Regions from separate parts of the Homo sapiens genome. Here region 1 is linked to region 2. Evidence: chromatin loops called from intact Hi-C (ENCODE). Cell type or tissue: heart left ventricle. All regions are shown on one strand. Each heading gives the region's core, and the rest is flanking DNA. Links, peaks and the distances in the headings are about the cores only.

Region 1 (15,614 bases), core at 3,799-11,798, 50 kb before region 2:
CCCAGAGTTACTGCTGATGAAAATCTTATCCCAGAACAAGTCTATAATGCTGATAAAACATCATTGTTTTGGCATTACTGCACCAGAAAGAACCTGACTATAGCTGATGAAACAGCCCCTAAAAGAATTAAGGATGTCAAGGACGAATAACTGTGTTGGGATGTGCTAATGTAGCAGACATATATAAATATAAACTTGACGTGATAGACAAAAACTTGCATTCTTGCTGTTTTCAAGGAGTGAACTCTTACCAGTCCATTATTATGCTAAGAAAAAGTCATGGATCACCAGAGACATCTCTTCAGATTGGTTTTACAAACATTTTGTACCAGCAGCTCATGCTCACTGCAGGCAAACTACACTGAATGACAACTGAAAGTTTTTTTACTCTTTGACAACAGTTCTGCTCATCCTCCAGTTGAAATTCTCTTAAAAAATATGTATAGCCAGGCGCAGTGGCTCACACCTGTAATCCCAGCAGTTTGAGAGGCCAAGGCAGGTAGATCGCCTGAGGTCAGGAGATCAAGACCAGCCTGGCCAATATGGCGAAACCTCGTCTCTACTAAAAATACAAAAATTAGCCCGGCATAGTGGTGCATGCCTGTAATCACAGCTATCTGAGAGGCTGAGGCAGCAGGAGAATCACTTGAACCCGGGAGGTGGAGGTTGCAGTGAGCTGAAATTGCGCCACTTCACTCCAGCCTGGACAACAGAGACTCTGTCTCAAAAAACATAGTAATAATAATAGTATTTATGCTATGTATTTTCCTGCAAATGTGACTTCATTAATTCAGCCATTTGACCAGGGTATCCTTAGACCAGTGAAATATACATATTTTAAAAACACTTACTTGAGCAGCATGCCAGCAGCAGTGAACAGAGTCATGGGTTAGGAAGGTTTTCAAAGGAGTTTAGCATAAAGGATGCCATACACGCTGTTGCCGATGCTAGGAACAGTAACTGAAGACACAGTTGTGCATGCCTGGCACAACCTGTGGCCTGTGGCTATGTTCAGTCATGATGATGAACAAAATAGTGACTTTGAAGGATTTCATATGTCAAGTGAGGAAAAAAATGACATCTGCCCTCCTTAGATATGCAAAAATACAACTTCAGAGTCCATCACTGGTATGGTTTGGATCTGTGTCCCAGCCAAATCTCATGTCAAATCGTAATTTGGAGGTGGGGCCTGGTGGGAGGCGACTGAATCATGAGGGTGGCTCCTTCATGAATAGTTTAGCACCATCCCCTAGGTGCTGCTCTCATGACAGCGAGTTCTCACGAGATCTAGTCATTTAAAAGTGTGTGGCACCTCCCTCCTCACTCTCTCTTGCCCCTGCTCTTCTTATGTGAGACGCCTGCTCCTCCTCTGCCTGTCACCATGATTGGAAGCTTCCTCAGGCCTCCCCAGAAGCAGAAGCTGTTATGCTTCTGTGATGGTTAATACTGAGTGTCAACTTAATTGGATTGAAGGATACAAAGTATTGATCCTGGGTGTGTCTGTGAGGGTGTTGCCAAAGGAGGTTAACATTTGAGTCAGTGGGTTGGGAAAGGCAGACCCACCCTTAATCTGGATGGGTACAATCTAATCACCTGCCAGCGTGGCTAGAATATAAGCTAAGCAGGCAGAAAAATGTGAAAAGAGGAACTGGCCTAGCCTCCCAGCCTACATCTTTCTCCCATGCTGGATGCCTCCTGTTCTTGAACATCAGACTTCAAGTTCTTCAGTTCTGGAACTCATACTGGCTCTCCTTGCTCGTCAGCCTGCAGATGGCCTATTGTGGGACCTTGTGATCATGTGAGTTAATACTTAATAAACTCATATATACATATATATACACATATACATATATATGTTTTATATATATATATATATATATATATATATATATATATATATATATATAATATATATGTATTAGTTCTGTCCCTCTAGAGAATCCTAATACAGTTTCCTACACAGAACCTAGGCCAATTAAACCTCTTTTCTTTATAAATTATCCTGCTCGGGTATTTCTTTATAGCAATGCAAGAACAGCCTAATACAGTCACTTAGCTGGAAGAAGTGGATATCAAAGAAGTTTTTAACATTGATAACGAGGCTCCAGATATTCATTCATTGGCTAATGATAAATGCTAAATGGTTCTGAATCAAGGTGACTGTGATAACAGTGACGAAGAAGGTGATGTCGTTAACACTAAAGAAAAAGTGCCTGTAGACAACATGGTGAAAATGTGTAATGGGCTTATTGAAGAACTAAAGCAGATGCATTCATAACAGAACAAGAAGTCATGTCCGTTTATAAAATCAAAGAGAGACTTCTAACACAAAAACAGTTATTAATGAGGCAGATGACTCTGGAGGAAACCTTTTTAAAAAGCATCCAGCAGAATGCCTCCTTATTCCTAGAGGACCCACTTCCTGGTCCCTGAACTGCTTCTGACGTTTCTTCTCACTTAAAAAAAAAAAATTATAGTGCACTGTAACCTTTCAGTCAAATCAGAGCATAGCAGGTGGAGATTGAAAGCCTGTTGTTGTTTGTTGTTGCTGTTGTTTGACAACTAATGGGCATTCTGGTAATGATACTGTGCTGATTCATTGCCCTGAAAGCATTATTTTTTCACTGTATTAATGGTATGTCATATTGTTTATTGTTAATTACTTTTATGTGAATACGTGTAAGAAAATGATTGCTCATCAGTAGCATATAAATTCAGTCAGGAATGCTGGGGGTGTCAAACAACCAGATTGTCCAGTCTGAAATAATGACATCTTTGCTTTCTTATGGCTCAATATACACAACATTTGTTTTATGCACAAAATTATTTTAAAATATTTTATAAAATTACCTTCAAGCTATGTTTATAAAGCATAATAAAAAATGAATTTTGTGTTTAAACTTGGGTCTTATTCCCAATATATTTCATTATGTATATACAATTATTCCAAAATATGTAAAAAATCCAAAATCTGAAACATTTCTGGTCCCAAGCATTTTGGATAAGGAATACTGAACCCATAGAATAAGTTTAATGCTACTGCCTTGAGTTATATTAAGGTTTCAGTAGCTTTACCCATCATTGCTTTTGCACTGTCAATGCAAATATCCGCACAGTGAAAAGGGCAAGTACCGTCTTAATATTTTTACTATAGTTTTGTCATTGTCAATCCCTTGAAAGGTTTTTGAGTACCTCCAAAAATGTGTGGGCCACAGTTTGAAAACTACGGCTTTATTCCAATTATGGATTGAGATTATTTAAAACTGGGTATTATTAGTCCCCATGAGAATAGGTCTATTTTTTTTTTCGAAGAGGCTAAATTTTATTTAAGAAATTGTGTATACCAATAACTAAAATCATTTTTTAAAGGCACTCTGATTAAACTGCATTTTTCAGCATTACAGGACACCTTGGACAGTTTTTACTCTAGATTTCAACATCATCCCACCCTGCTTCTTCCTTCACCAATACTGAAGGAAGTTCATTTTGCTCCCTGCCAGTCAGACAGGCAGATAGGAGAGGCAGGTATAGACTTTGTTTTCAATAGTTCTTGATTCTTTGATGTGAAGAGTAGTAGCACAGTCATTTAAACTCAATCCCACTTCTCTGCATCTTATAAAATAAAACAGCTAAAAGGAGTAAAATAAGAAGGCAATGCTTGTGGGATGTAGCGTATATTGGCAGCACAGTCCTCATTACTATTTGCATAATTGTCTCTCCTGTATAATCATTTCTTTGGAAGGCAGTGGATTTTAGTCTTGTTTTTGTTCTCTTCAATTTTTACTTACTGAATTTATCAATCTCAGCCATACTGGGTTTGTCACACGTGGTCAGAGAAGAAGCAGAGCAAGGTGCATAAGTGAGTAGAGGCTGATCTGTGCAGAGACCACAGCCAAGTGTAGAATAGATCTATTTTTGGTTCAATCCTACTTCTGGGCTGTGGCTCTTTGGGTTCTAAACAAAAACTTAGACATTTACCATCACCCCTATACCATAATAGGCTTTGAATTCCAAAGGTCTATGAAAGGTCTGCTTTACTCCTCACTTAACCTTCCGGGTTTTCCTACTTTTCTTTATCTTGGCACCACAAACCCTCATTCCTTGTTAGTTCTTTACAGTCAGCATATACATTTAAAAAATATATCTTAGACAAGTATTTCTAGTTGTTTTCAATGGGAGATTTGGTCCAAACTATCAAAACTGCAATCGCTTGCAGCTTCTAGGCATTAAACTGTTTCTTATGGTTTTTGTTAACTATAAAAATAAACAATGCTTGTGGTAAAAAAAAATTAAAATAATACAGATACAAAGTTTAAAATGGTAACTTCTCTGTCCCTACCATGTCGTCCCATTTTCTAATTCCTGGCCTCCTGCAAAGAAATGCACTTTTATAAATTTGGGGTAAGTACTTTCACTCTTTATACATTTGGATACACATATTTTTAAAAATACACATTTTTAAAAGTATAAATGAGTTCATGCTACATTTTTACTTTTCCTAATTTCTCTCTTACAGAGTAATCTTTACTTTTTCATGAACTTAATGATAAATAACAATAGTTAACATTTTTTTAAGTCGTTACTCTGTGTCAGGCACAGCCATGGGTGCATTAATGGACTATTTCATTTGTTCTTCACTACAATCTTGTGAAGATAAGTATTATCACCATTTTGCAGGTCAGAAAACTGAGTTTTAGTGAAGTGAAATATACCTACCCAAAGGTACACAGCTGTTGTTATATTTTAGTGAGGATGTTAAATCTGAATGTGTTAATTAAACTTTGTCAACATTTTAACGCTATCATATTTCTGAAGTGTATACTATCATACAGTGTGACATTTACAAAACGCCTTCTAATGGTATAAACATGCTCTATACCAAAGTCAGTTTCCTGGTTTTTTACTGTATCAGATGTAACAAATTGCAGAAACTAAGTGTAGGGTATGAGGGGCCATTCTGTACTGTCCTGTCAAATTTCTGTGAGTCTATAATTATTTAGAAAATAAAAAGTCACTAAAAACTTACATCAGGTATGATTCCATTTATGTAAAATTTTTGAAATGGCAAAATTATAGAGATGGACAACAGATTAGTAGTTGCCAGGGATGGTAGAGGGAGAGAGAGATGGGTATGTCTTGCAAGTCAACGCCACAGATCTTTGTGGTTGTGAAACAGCTCTGTATCTTGATTATGATAGTCATTATACCAATCTATACATGATAAATTGCATAGGCCTCCCCGCCACATACACACAGGTGTGTATATAAAACTGGCAAAATCTGAAAAAACTCTGTGCATTACACCAATGTCAGTTTCCTGGTTTTGTTACCATATTATACGTACATAAAATATTACCATTGGAGGAAATGGGGTGAAGGATATAGGAGACCTCTTCTTACCGTATTTGAAACTTCCTGTCAATCTATAACTATTTCAAAATAAAAAGGAAACATAATTTAACGAGTACACCAAAACACTTCTCAAGAAACCACTTTGGACAAATGTTGGTTTATCATAATAATGTAAAGTAACCAGTTAGAGTGAATTGTTTTCATTAGGAATTACTGGTTTTTTGCAGTCAAACCAAACTTGTCAAGACTGTAATACTGAAGAAAAGCAATGGAGGGGCAATAAGTACAAACTGCTTCAAGAGTCAACTAAAGGCCAGGTGTGGTGGCTCACACCTGTAATCGCAGTACTTTCGGATGCCAAGGCAGGAGGATTGCTTGAGACCAGGAGTTTGAGACCAGCCTGGGCAACATAGGGAAACCAAGTCCCTACGTTAAAAAAAAAAGTATTAATAATTAAATAAATTGTTTAAGTCAATTAAAATTCTGATTTAAGTATTTGGAATTCAGGGAATCAAATTTTTCCTCTTTTGAGGAAATTATTCTTTTTTTCTTTTTTTTGGTTAAAGTTGATTTCACCAACTTTAAGATCCTCCCCAGTGGAAAACTGCATATATTAAACAACACATGGAAAGCAATAATAGCTAAACTTACCTGGCTATTACTGCCCACCAGGCACCATTTTATGTAATTATGCCCATAAACACATATTAAGCTCAGAATACTCTGCTGCAGATTTTTTAATATTCCCATTTTATTGATAAGGAGAAAGCGACAGAGTTGTTTCATAGTTAGTAATGTAGCAAGTTGTAAAGAGTTTCTGCTATAGCTAAATTTCCAGACATCTTTTAAGTCTCATACTTTGGGCTTTTACAAAATTTCTCCAATTAAAAGAATATTATCTGGGCCGGGCGCGGTGGCTCACGCCTGTAATCCCAGCACTTTGGGAGGCCGAGGCAGGCGGATCACGAGGTCAGGAGATCAAGACCATCCTGGCTAACACGGTGAAACCCAGTCTCTACTAAAAATATAAAAAATTAGCCGGGCGTGGTGGCGGGCGCCTGTAGTCCCAGCTGCTCCGGAGGCTGAGGCAGGAGAATGGCGTGAACCCGGGAGGTGGAGCTTGCAGTGAGCCGAGATTGCACCACTGCACTCCAGCCTGGGCGACAGAGCGAGACTCCGTCTCAAAAAACAAAAAACAAAACAAAACAAAAAAAAGAACATTATCTTAATTCTCATCATTAGCTTAGTTTGATGGACTATTTGCTTTATTTAACGGACCATTTGCTCATCTGCTCTATTTTGCTCACAAGGCAGAAAATATCAGAAGCAACAATATTTTGAAGTTTGCTTTCTTTCCTTCGGTTCAAATAACAAGAGTTAACCTGAGAGAGAGAAAGAAAAAGTAGGAAATTTAGAATTTGAAACCAAAGGGAAGGGACTGATATTTAACTTACCACAGTTTCTCCAACATGTATGCGATAACAAAAATATCTGATATTTGAAGACCTCATTTTTAAGCCCTAATCTTTGATATTATTTTTATAACTCGAGTGCCGTGACACCATCCCTGGGGCAACACGGTAGTGGGGAAATGGAGATATGCGCTATGCGTCAGACATGAAGGGTAAGGGAAGAATGCCGTCAACTCACAGGCACTGCTTGGGTGACAAAGGCTGGCAAGCGCGAGGACATCCGCAGGCAGCCAAAGGAGCAAGGACTTCCGTGAAGCAGCCGAAGCGCGGGCGCGGGGACTTCCGGGAGGCAGCTTGAGGCGCGTGTGGAAGCGCTTCCGGGCGGTAGCACGCTGTGTTGGCGGCGGCTCCCCGCTTGCCTCAGCTGCAGCAGCGGGAAGCTCGGTGGCAAGCCCTTGTAGTCCTGTGCGATGGCGTCTCGATATGACAGGGCGATCACTGTCTTCTCCCCAGACGGACACCTTTTTCAAGTTGAATATGCCCAGGAAGCGGTGAAGAAAGGATCCACCGCGGTGAGGAAGCAACTATTACCGGACTATTCCCCGCTCTGACCTGTCAGGCCATCGTTACCCTGCTGCCCCAGCCCACCTTTCCATCCTAGGAGCTCAAGAGAGGAGATTCCCACACTTGTGAAAATTACTTTGTTCTTTTTATTTAGGGAGACAGACTTCTAGATTTGGGCCGGAAGTGGGCAGAGTAAAAGTTAGTAGATTTCCCCTATCTCTGCTGTTCAACTGCCTCTGTTTCATGGTAGCTACAGACGCAAAACTAGGGTGTGTGTGTGGGTGTGTGTGTGTGTGTGTGTGTGTCTCTGTGTGTGTGTGTGTGTGTGTAGGGACGTTAATGATGTGATTGACAATAGGGAAAGCTTCTAATCTGTAACAGCCTACCTATTGAACGCTCGTGGTCCAGTTCCTTGGTAGTTCAGAGACCCCTGGAAAAGTTAACAGTTGCTTCATGTTGGGAACTGTTTTTTAATAACAGTTACAATAAAAAATAAAAGTTGGCCACACCTGCTCCCCAAATACGGACTAAATCAATATAAAATTAAACTTTTGTTGATGAAGAAATGATTAAAAACACAGTTCAAACACACGCGTTAAAAATATCCCAAAATTGCTGGGCGCAGTGGCTCACACCTGTAATCCCAGCACTTTGGAAGGCCCAGGAGGGCGGATCACCTGAGGTCGGGAGTTTGAGACCAGCCTGACCAACATGGAGAAACTCCGTCTCTACTAAAAATACAAAATTAGCCAGGCGTGGTGGCGCATGCCTGTAATCCCAGCTACTCGGGAGGCTGAGGCGGGAGAATCGCTTGAACCTGGGAGGCAGAGGTTGCGGTGAGCCGAGATCGTGCCATTGCACTCCAGCCTGGGCAACAAAAGCGAAACTCCGTCTCGGGAAAAAAAAAAAAAATCCCAAAATTGTCCCAATATTTCCCAGCCTTGTAGAGGCTCAAAAGTCCAAGAACTTCCACTTTTTTGGCCACTTAAAAAATAATGCTGGAAGTTCCTTGAGAGATTACACCCTACCTTAGATTTATGTATCCACATTACTGAAAAACTTAAAAAATACTCAGGGTAGGAGTAATACTGCTGCCAAGTTTTAACTACGTTCAATAATTTTAGTGATTTATAAAAATTAAAGAGGACAAAAGTGCCCTAGTGACACAAGATCTATTACCCCAAATCTTCTAAGGCCTAGCCTATGAATTCAAAGGATCGGATATTTTTATTCTCTCAATTTCATGAGCATGTTTGTTGTGTACTTTGGAAATTGAGACAGTAGCTATGAGAATACACAGTACGTTTCTAAGTCTAGCAGTGTCTATATTTTCTGACTTTCTTTGTTAAAGAAGGAAATAATTCACTTTCATTATAAATCTAACAGATGTAAGTGGTAAAAAAAAAACACTAGAAGAAGAATCGTTTTAAAAGTATTTTTCTATTTAATTGGGCCCACTAGTTTTGCTTCTGTTTTGCAAGTAATTTTTTTAGAATTATAAATTTAAGGAAAGCCTGATGTAGCTTAAACCAAAAGGGTACCATTTTGATAAAAACAAAAAGTTATATAATCCCCAGCATAGCATGTAGCATATGGTTAGAAACTAATGGCCAAGTTTTAGAGCCTAAAATAAAGGGAGTAATAGGAGAAGACTAGGGTGTAATAAGAAACCACATTGGCTCATTTAACATGTTTTAAGAGTGCTGTAGAACTGATTGATGGTTCCTTTGTAATAAGCGGTAAAAGGGTAAGGATATAAAAATACCTATAGTGGGCATTTTTAAAGATACATTGGAAGAATGAGACACTTTTGTCTCAGAATTCTGAAATTATAATTTGCATGTTTGCATGGAGTTATTCATTGTGTTTCCTTGAGGGTGCTGTGACCTTTTACATAGGGTAAAGTTTTTTAATGGCACTTGATTATTAAAATATGTCACAAAATATTCTGTCTAGAAGTGAAAATTGATATTATGAGTTACAAATAAGCCAAGGTTGACCAGTTTTGACCAGTATGTAGATGTGATACTATTTAGTAATATAAAAATTATATGGGCCACAATTAAAGGCTTTGTGTTCTACTTCCTTGTTGATGATTATCTTATAGCATGAAAGGAGACAAGAGGCTTGTTTTCTTTTTGCTTCAGTTCCCTTTTCTGTAAATGCAAATTTGTTTAAATAACATTTTGGAGAAGTAATACCTTTCTTCTTAGGGAAAAGAAATGAATCCTTCACAATATTCCCATGAAAACGATAAGATTTATTATCATTCCTCATTTTGTCCTTTCTGTGACCCCAAACTGTTATTAGCTCTGTATTTCCTACTTTATCAAATCTCAGCTCCACAATGTAGCCATCAAAGTCTTCCATAATCCTATCCACCCTCTTAATTTAGGAGGCAGCTTCTTGGTTTCACTAATATGTGTTTCTGCCTACAGAAAGGGGAGAGAGGAAAGGGGAAAACACCTTTCTTTCTGCTGCTCTGCATCTTATTTATCCTTTAACAATCTCTGCACACTTGTCCTCTATAATGAAGCCTTCTCTGATCCACTCCAGTCATCTTGGATCTTTGTCTTTTCTGAATTTATAATCTGTACCACAGAATATTGTACAGTATTTACTATTTGACCTGATATTTTCTTTAATTTCAGGTATATTTAATAATCTCACACCAACTGGATAGTAAGATCTCTGAGGATCTAGATGGTATAATTCATTTTTCTATTTCTACTGCACAATATACAGTAGAGGGGCTAGGAAGGCAGTAACTAACATTTAAGAAATACTTTAACCAGGCATTTTGTGTATATTATCTAACATTAGGGACAGTGTTTAATCCCCTTTTATTATGTGTGAAACTGTGATTCAGAAGCATTTATAGCTTGCTGAAAGTACCCAGCTGGAGAGTGATGGAACCCATATTTATAATTATTTTTTTCTAGTTCTAAAGCCCCTGCTCCTTGCATTGTAGCATGAAATTTGTTCAATAAATGTTTGTATATTAATTAGCTTCCATTATCATGAATGTAGAAATCAGATATGTATCACTTAAGGCAATTAACTTCACTAAGCTTCAGTTTCTGTAATAGTAAAAGAGGCATCAAAATAGCACTTGTGGCTGGGCGTGGTGGCTGATGCCTGTAATGCTAGCACTTTGGGAGGCTGAGGTGAGTGGATCACTGGAGGTCAGGAGTTTGAGACCAGCCTGGCCAACATGGTGATGCCCCATCTCTACTAAAAATACAAAAAATTAGCTGAGCATGGTGGTGTGTGCCTGTATTCCCAGCTACTTGGGAGACTGAGGCAGGAGAATTGCTTGAACCGAGGAAGCAGAGGTTGCATGAGCTGAGATTGCACCAGTGTACTCCAGCCTGAGTGACAGAGTGAGAATCTGTCTCAAAAAAAAATTGCACTTGCTTCAGAGAGTTGATGTGAAAGTTGAATGAGGTAATAATGCATGTGAAGCATCTTAAACAGAATCTAGTTCACAGAAAGTACTTAACAAATTGTAGTTATTATTTACTATTCTTTGTTTTCTCTTTTTTTTAAATTTTGTCTGTGGTGCTTCTCACACATTCATTTATTATTTCAAGACATTTTTGTTGAATACTTACATATGCTAAACATGATGCTAGGTCACATACAAGATAGATAGCATCACATACAAAATAGATTCGATCCCTGTCCTTAGAGATCCTACTATCTATCAGGAAAGTTAGATAATTACATAAATAGTCCTAAGAAAACCCGAATGAGTATTAGAGTATGAGGCACTATAGGAACCCCAGGTGTTGGGGAGGTCCCTCTGAAGAAATAATACTTAAGTGGACATCTGAAAGATGAGGGGCTGTCAAGTGAAGAAGTGGAAGGGGAAAGAGTGAAGAGTATTTTTGACAAAGGAAATAGCTTGTGGGAAGGCAAGTAGAAAAGGACAGCTATGTTCTGTCAACTGAAAGGCATTCAGAATTGTTGAAGCAATGGAAAAATAGAAATAGATGAAGCTAGAAACTGGTGCCAGATCATGGAATGCCATTAAACCATGTAAGTGAGGATATACTGAATGAGAGACCTTGAAGTGTTTTGATGTGGCTACTGTCAGTCTCCAGATTATTGCTCTTCTGTCATTCTATTAACAGACTACATTTGTCCAACAACAGAGATACTCACATGACCTAAGTAGAATCATTCATAATTTCTATCTTCCTGGCCACAGTGATGAGCATGTCACTCAAATCTAGCCAATGATAAGTTCACCCTTAGCAACTCTTCTGACTAGAGACAGAGGTAGCTTTTATTCTCTGGGAGAACTGTTGGGATGTGGGTCCAAGGTTCCTGGTGGCCATGTTTTTACTGTACAGAGAAAGCCTTTCCACATTAGGAAAGTGAAAAGCCAATATGCAAAGAGTACATATTAAAGTCCCTAGATCCTTTTGTCTCATGTCTAGCTCTGTGCTGTGTTGATTTGCTTAGTGACAGATGGTCCCTTTATAAGCTTTAAGTAAAGGAATGCCACATTCAGACTTTATTTTCTTCTTCTTCTTTTTTGGTCTTCATTTTATTTTCCAAATATTTCTCAGGCTACCTATGGTCAGTGAATTGGATGAAATCAAGACTAGAAACAGGGAGACCAGTTAGTATTCTGTGGAAATAGTCTAGATGAAAGATGATAACTAGCTTTTACTAGACTTGGGGGGAAAGTAAAAATAAGGTGGATTCCAGAAAAACATTAAGCAGTATACTTGTTACAATTTGATGGTTATATGGATGGTGTTGACAGAGGTATAGAAGAAGGAGGAATAAAAGTTGGTGTCCCTGTTTCTGGATGTGCCTGCTAAGTAAATGGTACTGCCATTTACTTAGAGAATGTAAGCACTAAGTTTTGGGGGAAGATAACTGTTTTGGACTTGCTGAGGTTGAGATGCTTATGGAAACTGTAGCAGACAGACTTTAAAATGGCCTCCAGTGATCCCCACCTTGTGGTGGTCATGCCCTTGTATAACCTTCCTCCCTTGGATGTGGGCTGAACTTAGTGACTTGCTTTTAAGGAATGGAATAGGTGAAAATGACGAATGTCACATCAGGGATTAGGTTGCAAAGAAATGGTGACTTCATTTTATTCATCCTTACTCGCTGTTTTGCTTGCTTACTCTGGTGAAACCCAGCTGCCGTGTTGAGTTGCCCTCTGCAGGGCCCAATGAGGCAAGGAACTGAGGGAAACATTTGTTCAAAATCTAGTAGGGAACTGAGATCCTTAGTCCAACAACCCAGGGGAACTGAATCTTGCCAACAACAATGCGAGTGAGCTTGGAAATGGATCCTTCCCCAGTTGAGCCTAGAGATGCATGCAGCACTGGTAGACAACTTGATTGCAGCCTTATGAGAGACCCTGAGCCAGAGGAATTAGCTAAACTGTGTCCCGATTCCTGAACAGAGACTGTGAGGCAGCTGAAAAGTACATGTTTGAAATTTAAGAGATTGATTTTGGCTGGAAATAATAATTTTGAAGTGCATTGTTTCTCTCCCCTGTTAAAAACCTATATTGAAGGTCAAGTAAATGCATACTCTTGAGTACCCTTCTGTGTTCAATAAGACTAAATATAGACTATAGACTAAGCCGAGGATAGTCTACAACTGAACCTTGAGGAACCTTAATGACCTTTGTAATTACCTTGACTAAACTCTGAGAGAAGAGGGATAGAAACCAGGTTGTTGTGGGCTGAGGGATGATGACAATATTTGACTTGAAGGGCTTGAAAGAAAAAAGGTGGGATTAAAGTGGAATGGTCTTAAAATTAAGATAAAAGAGACTAACATAGGTTTCTGTCTGTTCGTTGAACTTCTCAATTTGTTCGCATAGTGTTTTCCTGATCTCGCTTGTTTATCTCTGTACTCTTGTAGCTTACTGAGCTTTTAAAAGATTGTTACTTTTTAATTCTTTGTCAAGAAATTCATAGATCTCCATACTTTATTTTCTTCCTTTGGTAGTATCATGTTTCTCTGATTGTTCACGATTCTTGTGGCCTGGCATGGATGTCTGCACATTTGAAAAAGTAAGTACCTCTTCAGATTAGCTTCAGCAGGAAAAGTTCTTCACCAGTTAGCCCATCCAGAGATTTGGGGTGGGCCTGCCACTAGAGTCCTTTGGCAGGCTGGCGTGATGCCTAGGTCAGCAGGCAGGCTGGCTTGGCACCACAGGTGCCAGCCTTGTACCAGGGCTCACTGGGGTGGGCCTGGAACCTGAGTCCACAGGAGCAGACCTGGAGCTTGGATCCATGGGGTCCATGGAAAAGTCAGATACCCACGTTACTCTCCTTACCACACATGGATGGTATCTCTCTCTGCACTGTGTTGCTGGGCCTTGAAGGACAGGTGATGTGGATAATGTCAAATTGTCTTTCTCACTCTCTTCAAAGTGTCTTTTCGTATTTCTGTGCTTTGGTCTCTCACCTGGATTCTTTTCTTAGGAAGTATTTTCACACATAGTAGTACAAATTGGTATTTCTGCTGGGACATGGGCATGGGAAACTCCTATTCTGCCATCTTGCTGATGTCATATTGTTTTGAGATTTTGGCATCAGCTTTCATAAATGAGGAATTATTGGTACTTTTATTTATTTAGAAAATGTTATATTTGCCAGACTTTAACATCATTACATAATTTTACTAAAGAGTTAGGAACATACCCGCTTTCATCTGCATCATAGAATAATTTAAATAGCACAGGAATTACTCATAACAAAATTAGCAAGAATTCATCCATGAACCCTCTAGGTCTGACACTTGTTTTTGAGGATTAGTTCTTTTCTGAAATTATTGCATGTTTGTTAGTGAAACAGAGTTTTTTGTCTTTTCTTGAATCAACATGGCCAGTTTTAAATTTTTCTACTCCGTAATATCTTTCAATCAGATTTTCAAATTTATTAACTTAAGGTTATACTTTTAAAATTGTTACTTTTCCACACTTGTATGTATTTCTTTCACTCTATCCCTTTCCTAATGAGATTAACTGAGATATACATTTTAATTATTTGTTTAAAATAACCAAATCTTGGTATTATTTATCAGTTTTGTTGTTTTCTCCCTAACCATTAATTTTTGCTTTTTTCTTATTTTTCCCCTTAAGCTTAGCTGCAATATTTTTATCCCTTTTTGTACCTACTGATTTCTTAATTCATTTTTAATATTTTTTCTTACTTGATTAAAAAAATAAAATGATAAATTCTCTCCTGAACATAATTTTGACCACACTCAAAATACTTTGATATTAACATATTCATTATCAACATTTTCTAGTCTATATTGGTACTTTTAATTTCTTTACTAAGTCAAAAATTATTTATGAGAGTTATAAATTGTTGTCTTGTGACCAATAAATTTAACTTGATTTATTTCAATTGTGAGAATATTTTGAGATTTTTCTTTTAGTCCTAATATATGTTAAATTGTTACAATATCCCATGGCTTGTTGAGAAGGCATATTCCCTATAAAGTTTAACATTTGTTCATTTGATGAGGATAGGATAGGGAGGGAGGATGGCTGATCTGAAATATAATGTTTAAGAAAGGGTACTTGGATAAACTGATAAGAAATGAAAGAACAATAAGAACAAAAGCGTAGTTCTTTTTTTTCTTTTTTCTGTTTCTTTCTTTTTTCTTTTTTTTTTTTTTTTTTTTGAGAAAGAGGCAGTGGCATGATCATGGTTCACTGCCTTGAACTCCCAGGCTCAAGCGATTCTCCCACCTCAGCCTCCTGAGTAGCTGGAACTACAGGTGCACACACCATGCTCGGCTAATTTTTTTATATTTTGTAGAGATATAATCCCACTATGTTGCCCAGGCTAGTCTGAAACTCTTGGAATCAAGTAATCCTCCCACCTCAGCCTTCCAAAATGCTGGGATTACAGGCATGAGCCACCATGCTCAGCCAGGCCTAGTTCTACATTTCATCTATTGTGTATTTTCACTTCAATAATGCTAATTTTTTTTTTTTTTTTTTTTGAGATGGAGTCTCTCTCTGTCGCCTGGGCTGGAGTGCAGTGGCACGATCTTGGCTCACTGCAAACTCCTCCTCCCAGGTTCACGCCATTCTCCTACCTCAGCCTCCCCAGCAGCTGGGACTACAGGCGCCCGCCACCACGCCCGGCTGATTTTTTGTATTTTTAGTAGAGATGGGGTTTCACCGTGTTAGCCAGGATGGTCTCTATCTCCTGACCTCGTGATCCACCCACCTCGGCCTCCCCAATAATGCTACTTTATAACACATATTTTTATACAGTGATATTGTAT
Region 2 (15,614 bases), core at 3,102-11,101:
AGATTACTTGAGTCAGTAATTCACCAACAGCTGATTTTGTCCCACCTAAAAGACATTTGACAATGTCTTTGACAAGAGATATGTTTGGTTGTCACAACTGGGGTGGGAGTTGCTGCTGGCATTTAGTTTGTGGAGGCAGCTAAAAATCCCACAATACACAGGACAGCCCTCACAACAGAGGATTAGCTGGCCCAAAATGTGAACAGTGATGATATTGAGAAAGCCTATTTTAACCTTTCCAAACCTCCATTTCTACATCCAAGAATTGGGGTTAGTAACAGTACCTATTTAATCATTTTTGTGATGGTTAGATGAGATAATCCATGTAAAATGCCTAACCTAGTGCCTGACACATAAGTGTTCTGTTAATATAAAATTTAAAATCTTATTACCATCAGGAGTACTAATCTGGATATTTAGGCTGAATTAAAAGAATATGCTGCCTTCTACCCATAGCCATGCAGCCAGGAAAATCCATTTGCATTTTTCCTTCATCTGATGAAAATGTGTAAAGAACAAAGAAAAGAGGAAAGGAATAGAAGCCCTTCTTGCTTAAGAGTCAAAGATGATAACAAATCAATTAGGTTACCACTATACTTATTCTAAAATCTACAAAAATAGTGCTCAGCCCAACTTAGGTAAATAGCTTTCTTCATGTTGATGTCATTTTTTTCCCCTCTCTTTGCTTTCTTCTTTTTGTGCCATATTGTAAAGTTATAGCTCCTTGCCTCTCCACATCTTTTCAAGTTTCAGCTTTTTAAAATCTTTTCTGAGCCAGTCACAGTGGCTCATGCCTGTAATCTCAGCACTTTGGGAGGCCAAGCTGGGAGGATCACATGAGTCCAGGAGTTCGAGACCCACCTGGGCAACATAGCAAGACCCTATCTCTAAAAAAAATTCTTTTTTAAATTAGCCAAGTGTGGTGCCACGTACCAATAGTCCCAGCTACTTGGGAGTCTGAGGTAGGAAGATACCTTGAGCCCAGAAGGCCAAGGCTACAGTGAGCAGTGATCATACCACTGCACTCCAGCCTGGGCCACAAAGTGAGACCCTGTTTCAAAAGAATATATAAATAAAATAATTTCTGGTTATCAAGGATTTGGGAGACATTATATTAATAGAAAGTGTTAGCCAGGACAAAGCATTGGTATATTTAAAAGAAAAAGTTGGCCAGATGTTGTGGCTCACGCCTGTAATCCCAACACTTTGAGAGGCTGAGACAGGAGGCTCACTTGAGGCCAGGAGTTTGAGAACAGCCTGGGCAACATAGCAAGACTACCAAAAAAATAATCAGCTGAGTGTGGTGATGCATACCTGTAGTCCCAGCTACTCAGGAGGTTCAGGTGGGAAAATCACTTAAGCCCAGAAGATCAAAGCTGCAGTGAGCTATAATTGTGCCACTACTGCACTCCAGCCTGGGCAACAGAGTGAGATCCCATCTCTAAAACAAACAAAAAAAGGAAAATAAAAACCATGCCACCATTACAGACTATTCTGATAGTAACCAAATGAGCTACTGAAATGTTTGCTATGTTTTCAAATCTGTAATTTTCATTTGGTAATTTTATTAAGGTATACTGGAGTAAACTCCAAACCTCTAAACTTTACTTAGTAACCATAAATTCATTCCTACTGCAATGATATTAATAAATTAACTTTTATTTTTCAAGGCAAATGCAATAGGCCGAAGTGCTAAAACTGTTCGAGAATTTCTAGAAAAGAATTACACAGAAGATGCCATAGCAAGTGACAGTGAAGCTATCAAGTTAGCAATAAAAGCTTTGCTAGAAGTAAGTGATCTAATAAAGCATATTCAGGAAATCATGAATTTTTTTTCCTCATCCATTTTTGTTTATTAAACACAAAATTTGCTGAAATAATTCTAATAGTGTACTTGTTCTACATTAGGTTGTCCAGTCTGGTGGAAAAAACATTGAACTTGCTATAATAAGAAGAAATCAACCTTTGAAGGTAAGTCATTAACCAAAGAGGAAAAAGTATCTGTAGTATAAAGTATTTTGACAAAAGTTAAAAAGTTGTTGGCCTCTAGGCTTCCGATATAATGTTATCCTTCATTAATGTCAAATAACCTCCACTCATTTCTGACCGTCTACCGGTTTTTTGTTTGTTTTTTGTGTTTTTTTTTTTTTTTTAAATAGAGACGGGATTTCACCACATTGCCCAGGCTGGCCTCTAACTCCTAGAATCAAGCGATCAGCCCGCCTTGGCCTCCAGTGCTGGGATTACAACTGTGAGCCACCGCAGTCGTCCTGTCTACTGATTTTTATGTATTTCCATTACTTTACATTTGAAAGTGCCTTGAGCGTCTTGTGAGACTTAAACTTTAATACGTAGCACGATAACCTTTCCATATTTCTTTGTGGCAAGTCTCATGTTATTATATGTATAACGTCTGTCAGCCGTTATGGGTTAAAACTGCTGGACTACAAAATAAAATGTTCAGGATATTGTGATAGAGGACCCACTGGCTAAAGAGCATTTGAAATGTAGTTCACTATTGTTCATTAGGTAGAACCAACTGTACAACATAGTTTGCCAGCTAGCTCTCTTTAGCTGAGATTGTAAAAAAGCACTCAAAATTTGGGAAACTATATAAGAAATATACTTAAAGGATTGTTTTATACTCAAATATGGCAGTGTACGCCTGTAATCCCAGCTACTCGAGAGACTGAGGTGGGAGGATCACTTGAGGTCAGGAGTTCAAGACCAGCCTTGGCAAGGTAACAAGACCCCCATCTCTATGAAAAAAAAAAATTAAAAATTAAATTAAAAAAAAAAAAAGGATTGTTGCCAGATGCGGTGGCTCACACCTGTAATCCCAGCACTCTGGGAGGCTGAGGCGGATGGATCACTTGAGGTCAGGAGTTCAAGACTAGCCTGGCCAACATAGTGAAACCCCGTCTCTACTAAAAATACAAAAAAAATAGCTGGGCGTGGTGGCAGACGCCTGTGATCCCAGCTGCTTGGAAGGCTGAGGCAGGAGAATCACTTCAACCCGGGAGGCGGAAGTTGCAGTGAGCTGAGATTATGCCAGTGATCTGGGCAACAGACCAAGACTCCATCTCAAAAAAAATTATTTTGAAGATTGTTTTACATATATCTTTTCTTTGGTTTTAAGGAAAATATTTCAAGTAGTGTTAAAATTAGTGCCATCTGGAGCACTGGGGTTTTTTGTTTGTTTGTTTCTGTTTTTGTTTTTGTCATCATGGTTGCTTTGACATCAATTTCCTACCCTTTATTATTCAACTAACAGATGGGATATGAGGATAAGACAGCAGCAAAGTTTCAATAAATAAGAGAAATGGGGACAAGACAGTGGAGCTTGCCCCTGCAGAGCCCCACATAAATTACAGAGTGCTGAGCACAGAGTGTGGAAATGGGTATTATCCAGGTTTTTGTCACCCCTGCTGCTAAGAGCCCAGGGACAGATGCAGCAACACCACAAGGGCACAGAAACCACTGAGGCCAGAGTTTGCCTCTTCTGCTCCATAATATACCTATGCATATAAAAATAGACACACACACACACACACACACACACACACACACAGAGTTATATGCATATTTTTGCTTTTGAGTGATAGAATGGTATGCTTACTGACAGCAGTGTTATACTGTCTTCCACATGATACTTTAGGATAGGCTATGTAGGGAATAGAACACATGCTTTGGAGTTGGTAGACTAGGATTAAGTTCCAGCAGATACATTTGTTTAACAACATGACCTTGAGCAAATTGCTCTCATCTTCAGCTTTCAGTTTTCTTCCCTATAAAATGAGTCTAACGATACCTTCATCAAAGGGCCGTTGTGATAAGTAAATGAAATGGTGTGAGATGGTAGTATCCTTTTATAGTAAGTGCTCGTTAAATGGTGTTTTACAGATTGCAGGTTTGTGGCAACCCTGTGTTGAGCAAGTCTGTCAATTCCATTTGTCCAACAGCATGTGCTTACTTTGTGTCTCTGTCACATTTTTGATAACTCTCAGAATATTTCAGACTTTTTCATTATTATTATTATATGTGTAATATAGTGACAATGTAATTATTATATAACGGTGATCTGTGATCAATGATCTTTGATATTACTGTGCTAATTGTTTTGGAGTGCCATGAACTGCATCCATATAAAAAACACTGAGTGAACTTAATCAATAAATGTTGCATGTGTTCTGACTGCTCCACTGACCAGCTATTTACCTGTGTCTCTCCCTCTCCTCAGGCCTCCTATTGCCTGAGGCATAACAATATTGAAAATAGGCCAATTAATAACCCGATAAGGGCCTCTAAGTGTTCAAGTGAAAGGAAGAGTCTCATGTCTGTCACATGAGTTTTAAATAAAAAAACTAGAATTGTTAAGCTTAGTGAGGAAGGCAGTCAAAAGCCAAGACAGGTGGAAAGCTAGGCCTCTTGTGCAAGTTATTCAAATTGTGAATGCAAAGGAAAAGTACTTAAGAAAATTAAAAGTACTTAAAGAAATTTAAAGTGCTACTGCAAGGGAACACGTGAATGATAAGAAACTGAAACAGCCAGGCCAGGCGTGGTGGCACGCACCTGGCCAACATGGCAAAACCTGTCTCTACTAAAAATACAAAATTTAGCCACGTGTGGTGGCACGCACCTGTAATCCCAGCTACTCGGCAGGCTGAGGCAGGAGAATCGCTTGAACCTGAGAGGCGGAGGTTGCAGTGAGCTGAGATGGCACCACTGCACTCCAGCCTGGGCAACAGAGTGAGACGCCATCTGAAAAAAAAAAAAAAAACCAGTCTTGTTACTGATATGGAGGTTTTAGTGGCCTGGCTGGAAGATCAAACCAGCCACAACATTCCTCTAAGCCAAAGCCTAATCCAGAGCAAAGTCCTAACTTTCTTCAATTCTGTGAAGGCTGAGAGGGGTGAGGAAGCGGAAGAAGAAAAGGCTGGAGCTAACAGAGGTTGGTTCATGAGGTTTAAGGAAAGAAGCCACCTTCATAACATAAAGGTGCAAGGTGAAGCAGCAAGTACTGATGGAGAAGCTGCAGCAAGTTATCCAGAAGATCTAGCTAAGACATTTATCTTCAGTGAAGGTGGTTATACTAAACAACAGATTTTCAATGTAGATGAAACAGCTTTCTGCTGGAAGAAGATACCATCTAAAATTTTCATAGCTAGAGATAGGAGAAATCACCTCACTGCCTGGCTTCAAGGGACGGACTGTCTTGTTAGGGGATAATGCAGCTGGTAACTTTAAGTAGAAGCCAGTGCTCATTTACAATCAATGGATGACAGCACATCTATTTATAGCATAGTATACTGAATATTTTAAGCCCACTACTGAGACCTAACACTCAAAAAAAGAAGATTCCTTTCAAAATGTTACTGCTCATTCACAGTCCACCTAGTCACCCAGTAGCTCCGATGGACATGTACAAGGAAATTAATGTTTTCGTGCCTGCTAACACATCTTTCTGCAGCACATGCATCAAGGCGTAATTTTGACTTTCAAGTCTTATTATTCAAGAAATATGGCCAGGCATAGTGGCTCACACCTATAATCTCAACACTTTGGGAGGCCAAGGCAGAAGAATTGCTAGAGGCTAGAGGTTTGAGATCAGCCTGGGCAACATAGTTAGACTGTGTCTCTACCAACATTGGCTGGGCACGGTAGCTCATGCCTGTAATCCCAGCACTTTGGGAGGCCGGAGGCAGGTGGATCACTTGAGATCAGGAGTTCAAGACCAGCCTGGCCAACATGGTGAAACCCCGTCTCTACCACAAATACAAAAATTAGCTGGGTGTGGTGGGGGGAATCTGTAATCCCAGCTACTTAGGAGGCTGAGGCAGGAGAATTGCTTGAACCCAGGAGTTGGAGGTTGCAATGAGCCAAGATCATGCTATCGCACTCCAGACAGGGCAGCAGAACGAGACTCTGTCTCAAAAAAAACAAACAAAAAGGCCGGGCGTGGTGGCTCATGCTTGTAATCCCAGCACTTTGGGAGGCCAAGGTGGGTGGATTGCTTGAGGTCAGGAGTTTAAGACCAGCCTGATCAATATGGTGAAACCCTGTCTCTACTGAAAATACAAAAATTAGCTGGGCGTGGTGGTGGGCACCTGTAATCCCAGCTACTCAGGAGGCTAAGGCAGGAGAATCGCTTGAACCTGGGAGGCAGAGGTTGCCGTGAGCCAAGATCGCACCATTGCAGTCCAGCCTGGGTGACAGAGCAAGACTCCGTCTAAAAAAAAAAAAATTAACAAACAAACAAAAATATCAACATTAACAGGAGTTTAGAATAAGTTGATTCCAACCCTTATGAATGACTTTCAGGAGTTCAAGACTTTAGTGGAGGAAGTCACTGCAGATGTGGTACAAATAGCAAGAGAACTAAAATTAGAAGTGGAGCCTGAATATGCAACTGAATTGCTGCAATCTTGTGATAAAACAGATGATGAGTTGCTTCTTAAAGATGAGAAAAGAATGTGGTTTCTTGGATGAAATCTACTCCTGGTTATGATGCTGTAAATATTGTTGAAATAACAACAAAACATTTAGAGTGTTACATAAATAAAGCAGTGACAAGGTTTGAGAGGATTGACTCCAGTTCTGAAAAGTTCAATTGTGAGTAAAATGCTATCAAACAGCATCTCATGCTATAGAGAAATCTTTTGGGAAAGGAAGAGTCTATCAATGTGGCAAACCTCATTGTTGTCTTATTTTAAGAAATTCCCACAGCCACTTCAACCTTCAGCAACCACTACCCTGATGAGTCAGCTCCATCATCAAGACAAGACCCCACCAGCAAAAAGATTACTACTTGCTGGAGGCTTACATGATTGTTAGCATTTTTTAGCAATAAAGTGTTTTCAAATTAAGATATGTTGATTTTTTTAGACATAAGGCTATTGCACACTCAATAGACTACAGTATAGTGTAAACATAACTTTAATATGCACTGGGAAACCAAAACATTTATGTGACTCAATATTTGCCTTACTGCTGTGGTCCTGAACCAAATCCACAATTTTTCCAAGGTATGCCTGTATGTGTATTCATAAACAGAGAGAGAATATCAATATGTAGTCTGTTTCAGTCATTTATTCTGGCTTAAAGCAGCTGTATCTTTTTACCTTAGATGAAAAATTTAAAAAGAACGTAAAGAATGTTATGTAAAGCTTGTCATTTTCTACAACTATAAACAAAAAATTTACCTTTCACTGTAATCTTAGGCCACCAAAATATGAGGAGAAGTGAGTTTGTCAGTAGTAATACTAAGCACTCTTTCTCCTTCCTCTATTCCTTCTCACCTGGTTTTTGAAGATCTATTAGAAGTTGTTTTTGGCCGGGCGCGGTGGCTCACGCTTGCAATCTCAGCACTTTGGGAGGCTGAGGCGGGTGGATCACCTGAGGTCAGGGGTTCGAGACCAGCCTGACCAACATAGTGAAACCCCATCTCCACTAAAAATATAAAAAATTAGCCGGGCATGGTGGCATGTGCCTGTAATCCCAGCTACTCAGGAGGCTGAGGCAGGAGAATCACTTGAACTCAGGAAGCAAAGGTTGCGATGTGTCGAGATAGCGCCACTGCACTCCAGCATAGGCGATAGAGCAAGACTCTGTCTCAAAAAAAAAAAAAAAAAAAGTTGTTTTTGGCAGCCGGGCACAGTGGCTCATGCATGTAATCCCAGTACTTTGGGAGGCCAAGGCGGGTGGATCACCTGAGGTTAGGAGTTTGAGACCAGCCTAGCCATCATGGTAAAACCCTATCTCTACTAAAAATACAAAAAATTAGCCAGGGGTGGTGGCTGGCGCCTGTAATTTCAGCTATTCAGGGGGCTGAGGCAGGAGAATCGCTTGAACCGGGAGACAGAGGTTACAGTGAGCCAAGATAATGCCATTGCACTCCAGCCTGGGCAACAAGAGCGAAACTCCATCTCAAAAAAAAAAAAAAAAAAAAAGTTGTTTTTGGCAGACATTTGAAAATTGTTTCTACTGAAAATGAAAATTCTCCTTGGAAAAAAATTAGTTCCCATTGACCTGAGGAGAAATTAAGCAGAGGTTAATGTGTTAGAACAAATGCTTTTGTCTATAAGTTAAAACAAAAAAACTCCAACTCATAGTGACTTAAAGAACAAGAAATCGTTTTTTCTCACAGATGAAAGTATAAACCTGCTCCAGACACAGTGTGTTTAACAACACAACGATGTTCTCATGTATCTAGATTTTTCCTGTCCCTCCACTCTGCAACTTTGAATATTGGCTTCATCCTAAAGTTAGTGTGTTCTAGTAAGGTTGATTCCTCTCATGACCACCAGAGGCAATCAGAATGATTTATTTTCCTGTTAACCTTTTATAGGAGAGGGAGAACTTCCCTAACTCTGGAATGTAAGTCCTTCCCTTCAATCTGATTGGAAGACTGAAGACATCCTTAGAACAGTCTCTAGAAGATTCTGTTTGCTGGTTGGCTAATGTTAAGCACTGATATAGAATGGATGTTTGGGGAATCAACCATAATGTATTCTCTAGGAAGTTTTTCAAATGTCTTCAGAGTCTGAAATTGCTTAATTGAAAATTATTTTAAAATAGACTTGCGTCTGGTTTTAAACCAGTTTTGCCAAATTTCAATGTATATAGAAATAGTTTCAATTTTGTTTCTTTACAGAGTTTTAATTTGTGGATCTTGAATAACTTATTTGTTTTCATTTTTAATGGACTCCACATGAAAATATTACAAATCCTATTGCATTCTCAATTTTGATAAATCTTTGTGTGGGATACAGTTCAGTGAAGTGATCAAAAATGGAGCTCTGGATGGGCATGGTGGCTCATGCCTGTAATCCCAGCCCTTTGGGAGACCGAGTGGGTGGATCACGAGGTCAGGAGTTCAAGATCAGCCTGGCCAACATAGTGAAACCCCGTCTCTACTAAAAATACACACACAAAAAAAAATTAGCTGGGTGTGTTGGAGGGCACCTGTAGTCCCAGCTACTTGGGAGGCTGAGGCAGGAGAATCACTTGAACCTGGGAGGCAGAGGTTGCAGTGAGCTGAGATCACGCCACTGCACTCTAGCCTGGGCAACACAGGGAGACTCTGTCTCAAAAAAAAAAAAAAAAAAAAAAAAAAAAACGCAAAGTGAGGCTCTAGAGCTACCCTAGTTCAAATTCCAGCTCTACCATTTCCCAGTGTAAACAAATTACTTCTCTGTTTCTGTTTTCTTATCTGTGGATTAATAGCCTTTCCACATATGGTTATGATGAGTACTGTATTATTAAATTAGAAAAACACATAAGATATAAGAAATTTACTGAGTAGTGTAAACCTTTATTATTTGATGCCTCTACCCCTTATTCTTAAGCTGATTTTAGAGGTGGACTGGTTTTCTAGTTATTCTCTGACCTATCCTTGGCAATTCCAGTTGTATCTAAGTTACTAAGAAGTAAATAGTATTTACTAAATATGAAAAACATAAAATCTCTTAATTTTACATATGTACTTCTTAAATCACTGACTATGTGCTGAAATTTTAACACTTTGACAGGAAATAGCTTGACTTAAGGTATATAAGTAGACTTCTACAACTTCAGTTTCTGGCATTATGCTGGATTAGATAATATAAAAACTCTTCTGCTGTAAAACATGAGGACAATTCTAGATGAAATATAACTAGTTTTTTAAAGACATAGCTGAGCTTCTGCAAGAACTAAAAGAAAATCCCCAGGAACCAAAAATGAATACTACACTGAAAGCCAGAGGTAAACATTTGGATTAAACTGCCCTGGAGAAGGATACTTGTCTCCCTAGCCTAGGAAGTTAGATATAAACACCTACTTGGGGCCAGGAATCAGTAGAAAGGTAGAACTTAAAACATTTTCTCATTTAATGCCAGGATTCTTCCATGAAAGGATGGACCAGGCTGGGCACCGTGGTTCATGCCTGTAATCCCAGCACTTTGGGAGGCCAAGGCGGCCAGATCACCTGAGGTCAGCAGTTTGAGATTAGCCTGGCCAACATGGTGAAAACCCATCTCTACTAAAAATACAAAAAATTAGCCGGGTGTGATGGTGTGCGCCTGTTGTCCCAGCTACTCAGGGGGCTGAGGCAGGAGAATCACTTGAGCCTAGGGTGGCAGAGGTCGTAGTGAGCTGAGATCATGCCACTGCACTCCAGCCTGGGCGACAGAGCAAGAGTCTGCTTCAAAAAAAGTGAGGTCTGAGCAGTGGCTCACACCTGTAATACCAGCATTTGGGGAGACTGAGGCAGGAGGATAAGTTCTTACTTATCAATAATAACATTGAATGTAAGTGGACTAAACTCTCCAATCAAAAGATATAGAATGACTGAATGGATTTAAAAAAAAAGACCCAATGATCTGTTGACTACGAAAAACATACTTCACCTATAAAGACAAACATAGACTGAAAAAAAGAGATGGAAAAAGATATTTCATGCCAATAGAAACCAAAAAAGAGCCAGAGTCACTATACTTATATCAGACAAAATAGATTTCAAGGCAAAAACTATAAGAAGAGACAAAAAAGGTCACTATATAATGATAAAGGGGTCAGTTCAGCAAGAAGATATAACAGTCTTAAATATATATGCACCCAACACTGTAGAACCTAGATATGTAAAGTAAACATTATTAGAGCTAAAAAAAACCAGATAGATTCCAATACAATAATAGCTAGAGTCTTCAACACCCCATTTTCAGCATTGGACAGATCTTCCAGACAGAAAATCAGCAAAGAAACATCAGACTTAAACTGCACTGTAGACCAAATGTATCTAATAGATATTTACAGAACATTTCATCCAACAGCTGCAGAATATGCATTATTCTCCTCAGCATATGGACCATTTTCAAGGATAGACCATATTTAGGTCACAAAATAAGCCTTAAAATATTCAAAAAATTGAAATAATATCAAGCATCATCTCTGACCACAGTGGAAAAAAAAAACTAGAAATCAGTAACTAGAGGAATTTTGGAAACTATACGAATACATGGAAATTAAACAATATGCTCCTGAATGACCAGTGAGTCAATGAAGAAATTAAGAAAAAAATTGAAAATTTTCTTGAAACAAGTGATAATGAAAACCTAACATATCAAAACATATGGAATACAGTGAAAGCATTACAAAGAAGGAGGTTTATAGCTATAAGTGCCCACATCAAAAAAGGACACCAAAAAAAAAAAAAATAGAAAGGTGTTCCATGTTCATGGATTGGAAGAATCAATGTTTTTAAAATGTCCATACTACCCAAAGTAATCTACAGATTCAATGCAATCCCTGCCAAAATACCAATGATATTCTTCACAGAAATATAAAAAAAAATCATAAAATCTATATAAAAACCTCAAAAGACCCAGAAGAGCCAAAGCTGCCCTAAGCAAAAAGGACAAAACTGAAGGAATCATATTGCCTGACTTCAAATTATGCTACAGAGCTATGGTAACCAAAGCAGCATGGTTCTGGCATAAAGACAGACACATAGATTAATTAAACAAAATGGAGATCCCAGAAACAAATCCACATATATATAGTGAACTCATTTTCGACAGAGGTGCTAAGAACATACACTGGGAAAAAGTTTCTTCAATAAAGGATGCTGGGAAAACTGGATATCCATATGCAGAAGAATGAAACTAAACCCCTATCTCTCACCATATATAAAAAATCAAAAAAGAATAGATTAAAGACTTAAGCCTGTGACCTCAATCTATAAAACTACTACAAAAACATTGGAGAAAATCCCCAGGACATTGGTCTGCGCAAAATATTCTTGAGTAGTACCCTACAAACACAGGCAACCAAAGCAAAAATGGACAAATAGGATCACATCAAGTTAAAGAACTTCTGCACAGCAAAGGAAACAATCAACAAAGTGAGGTGACAGCCCACAGAATGGGAGAAAATATTTGCAAATTTACCCTTCTGACAAGGGTTTAATAACCAGAATGTATAAGGAGCTCAGACAACTCTATAAGAGAAAAAACAATAATCTGATCAAAAAATGGGTGAAGGATTTGAATTTGTATGTCTTCTTTTCTCAAAAGAAGACATACAAATGGCAAACAGGCATATAAAAAGGTGCTTGGGCTGAGCTCTTGCTTGTAATCCCAGCACTTTGGGAGGCCAAGGCGGGAGGATCACTTGAGCCTAGGAGTTTCAGACCAGCCTGGACAACACAGTGAGACCTTGTCTCTACAAATATAATAATTTAAAAATTAGCCTGATGTGGTGGTGTGCTCCTGTGGTCCCAGCTACTTGGGAAGCTGAGGTGGGAGGATCACTTGAACCTGGGAGGTCAAGGCTGCAGTGAGCCATGATTGTGCCACTGTACTCCATCCTGGGCAACAGAGCAAGACCCCATCTCCAAAAAAAAGGTGATCAACATCATTGATCATCAGAGAAATGCAAATCAAAACTACAATAAAATATCATCTCACCCCAGTTAAAATGGCTTATATCTAATAGACAAGCTACAGCAAATGCTGGTGAGGATATGGAGAAAAGGGAACCCTCATACACTGTTGGTGGGAATGTAAATTAGTACAACCACCATGAAGAATAGTTTGGAGATTCCTCAAAAAACATAAAATAAAAGTACATATGGTCCAGCAATCCCACTACTGGGTGTATACCCAAAAGAAAGGAAATCAGTATATTGAAGAAATAGCTGCACTCCCATGTTAATTGCAGAACTGTTCACAATAGCCAAGATTTGGAAGCAACCTTAGGGTCCATCAACAGATGAATGTACGAAGACAATGTGATACTTACACACAATGAAGTACTGTTCTGCCCCCAAAAAAATAATGAGATACTGTCATTTGTAATAACATGGATGGAACTGGAGATCATTATGTTAAATAAGGCAGGCATGGAAAGACAGACATTGCATGTTTTTACTCATTTGTGGAATCTAAAAATCAAAACAATTGAACTCATGGAGATACAGAGTAGAAGGATGGTTACTAGAGGCTGGGAAGGGTAGTGGGGGGCAGGGGCAGGTGGGGATGGTTAATAGGTACAAAAAAATAGAATTTATAAGACCTAGTATTTGATAACACAACAGGGTAACTATAGTCAATAACAATTTAATTGTACATTTTAAGATAACTAAAAGAGTATAATTGGATTTTTTGTAACACAAAGGATAAATGCTTGAGGGGATGGATACCCCATTCTCCATGATGTGGTTATTATGCATCACATGCCTGTATCAAAATATCTCATGTACCCCATAATATATATACCTACTATGTACTCATAAAAATTAAAAATAATTTTTTGAAAAGGCTTCTTGAGGCTGGGCGCAGTGGCTCATGCCTGTAATCCCAGCATTTTGGGAGGCCGAGACAGGCAAATCGATTGAGCCCAGGAGTTTGAGACCAGCCTGGGCAACATGGCGAAACCCCGTCTCTACAAAAAATACAAAAGTTAGCTGGGCATGGTGGTTCACATCTGTAGCCCCAGCTACTCCGGTTGCTGAGGCGGTAGGATGGCTTGAGCCCAGGAGGCAGAGGTTGCAGTGAGCTGTGATCATGCCGCTGTGCTTCAGCTGTAGGCAGCAGAGCAAGACCCGGTCTCAAAAAGGAAAAAGAAAGTGAAAGACACTTTTTCAAAGGAGGAAATTATTTCTTCCCCAAGTAATACCACATCACTTTATTCAGGTTTGTATTGTAATGATCTATTTATATGCCAGTTTTTTTCCACTAAACTGTGGACTCCTTAATAGCAGGTAAGAATTATATTCTTCCACTTTCAGAGCCCATGGAACTCCTAGTAATTGCTTGATGGGTAAATTCATTTCATAAAACGTTCAAATAATATATTTTATGTAGATTATTGACAAATACAGATTTTGTGACACACATCTTTATAGGTGAAATGGAAAGAGTTCTGGAGTTGAAATAAGAATCAGAGACCTAATCTTTAATCCTTCTTTAATCTTTGGCCAAATATAATTTAGCTTTGTGAATCTATGTTTTCTTATATGTAAATTCTAGTGATGGACTAATAGCTAAAATCCTTTACATCTCTAATATCTTTGAAAATTTGCCTTTCCATAAAGTTGATCATTCATTTATCAATTTAATAGATACCTCTTTTCAGTATTAAGATCATTATATTTAGATTTTTGTATATAAATGTATTAACTTCACTGAAGTTAATAATTGCTGTCTTGGCCAGGCACGGTGGCTCAGGCCTGTAATCCCAGCACTTTGGGAGGCTGAGGCGGGCAGATCACTTGAGGTCAGGAGTTCAAGACCAGCCTGGCCAACATGGCAAAACCCTGTCTGTACTGAAAATGCAAATCTCTCTACTAAAAATAACAAAAATCAGTCAGGCGTGGTAGCACACACCTGTAGTCCCAGCTACTGAGGAGACTGAGGTGGGAGAATCGCTTGAACCCGGCAGCAGAGGTTGCAATCACATCACTGCAGTCCAGCCTGGGCGACAGGGTGAGACCCTGTCTGAAAAAAAAAGAAAAAGAAAATGGCAGCCTGGTCTCGAACCCCTGACCTCAACTGATCCACCCACCTCGGCCTCCCAAAGTGCTGGGATTACAGGCCTGAGTCACCAGGTTTGGCCAATAATTGCTGTCTTATAGCCGCAAGCATGTAACCTTGGATCTACTTGTGAACAGTACAACAGAAAATCAAACTACACTGCAAATTCTTAGAAAAATAAAACCTTTTTTGCTTTCTACTTAGACATAAAGTAGCATAAATTATCTTTTCCCATTTCATTTCGCTATTCTATAAACTGATCAAATTATTAAACCCTATCAGAGAATCACACAGTAGGGTGCAGTTGGGAGAGTTAAATAATGAGTCTTTGTTCATGAATAAAATTAAGCCTCGCATTAAAATGTTTTTGGAGTTATATGCACATATAGGATATATAACGCAATATCACCTTTTGTCCTGCTTTCTTTTTTAGCACAGTGATAGTAGAAATGTCAGAGATCTGGTTTTGCCCATAATTGTTATTGCTCTTAGACCTCTTGAAATGCTTCATTGTATATTTGAAGTTACAAAATATAAAGTTGTACATAGAAAGTATAAATTTATTAAATATTGGAATTCTTCATATTGTATTTACATATTATTCGTATAACTGACATTTGATCTTTAAATTTTTTTCTCTTTTCAGATGTTTAGTGCAAAAGAAGTTGAATTATATGTAACTGAAATAGAAAAGGAAAAGGAAGAAGCAGAGAAGAAAAAATCAAAGAAATCTGTCTAATTCTTAGGATGACCACTGGGAGGTCTTAATGTTTTGTTTTATTGTACTGCCTGAGGTTGTTTAGTGAAATTTTAGAGGAAAACAGTTATTTTGCAGCATTACATGCAGTACTTGTGTGATGTTTTGAGAATGCCAGATCTGTGGCTGTCTTCATTCTATTACATAGTCAAACATAGGTTTATGTGAAGATTTTCTTTGAAAGGGGATTTCAGTAATTGTTGAGAGCAGTCATAATTCCACATAAGCCTGAGACTCTATAATTTGTCCAGTGTCTTACTTACCTTCATATATGCAAATATAATTTTAAAAAATTTTTTAATTAAAAAAATTTAATAATTTGGTGATGTTTGAATATTGACTGT

The links. Peaks named below come from ENCODE experiments on the same cell type or tissue, not always from the same donor. Only the 100,000 strongest peaks of a DNase experiment are listed, where the experiment ranks them.
Region 1: a loop joins it to region 2, with 2.1 times the contacts of the local background. A loop is called at or near these places in 2 of 110 quality-filtered maps.

Annotation. Positions count from the first base shown.
Region 1 is chr18:26,126,732-26,142,345 of GRCh38, forward strand. PSMA8 (proteasome 20S subunit alpha 8) reads left to right here and starts at 7,138. Exons shown (of 7, transcript NM_001025096.2): 1 at 7,138-7,336. The coding sequence starts at 7,235. In heart left ventricle, for the core only: no CTCF peak of the experiment used is centred there; a DNase peak (open chromatin) is centred at 7,130; H3K4me3 peaks cover 628 bases.
Region 2 is chr18:26,177,160-26,192,773 of GRCh38, forward strand. PSMA8 (proteasome 20S subunit alpha 8) reads left to right here. Exons shown (of 7, transcript NM_001025096.2): 5 at 1,671-1,790; 6 at 1,909-1,971; 7 at 15,160-15,614. The coding sequence ends at 15,252. Among named protein-coding and RNA genes, the nearest start is that of TAF4B, 41 kb to the right of the region's middle. RefSeq lists enhancers at 13,599-13,708, 14,417-14,496. In heart left ventricle, for the core only: no CTCF peak of the experiment used is centred there; no DNase peak of the experiment used is centred there.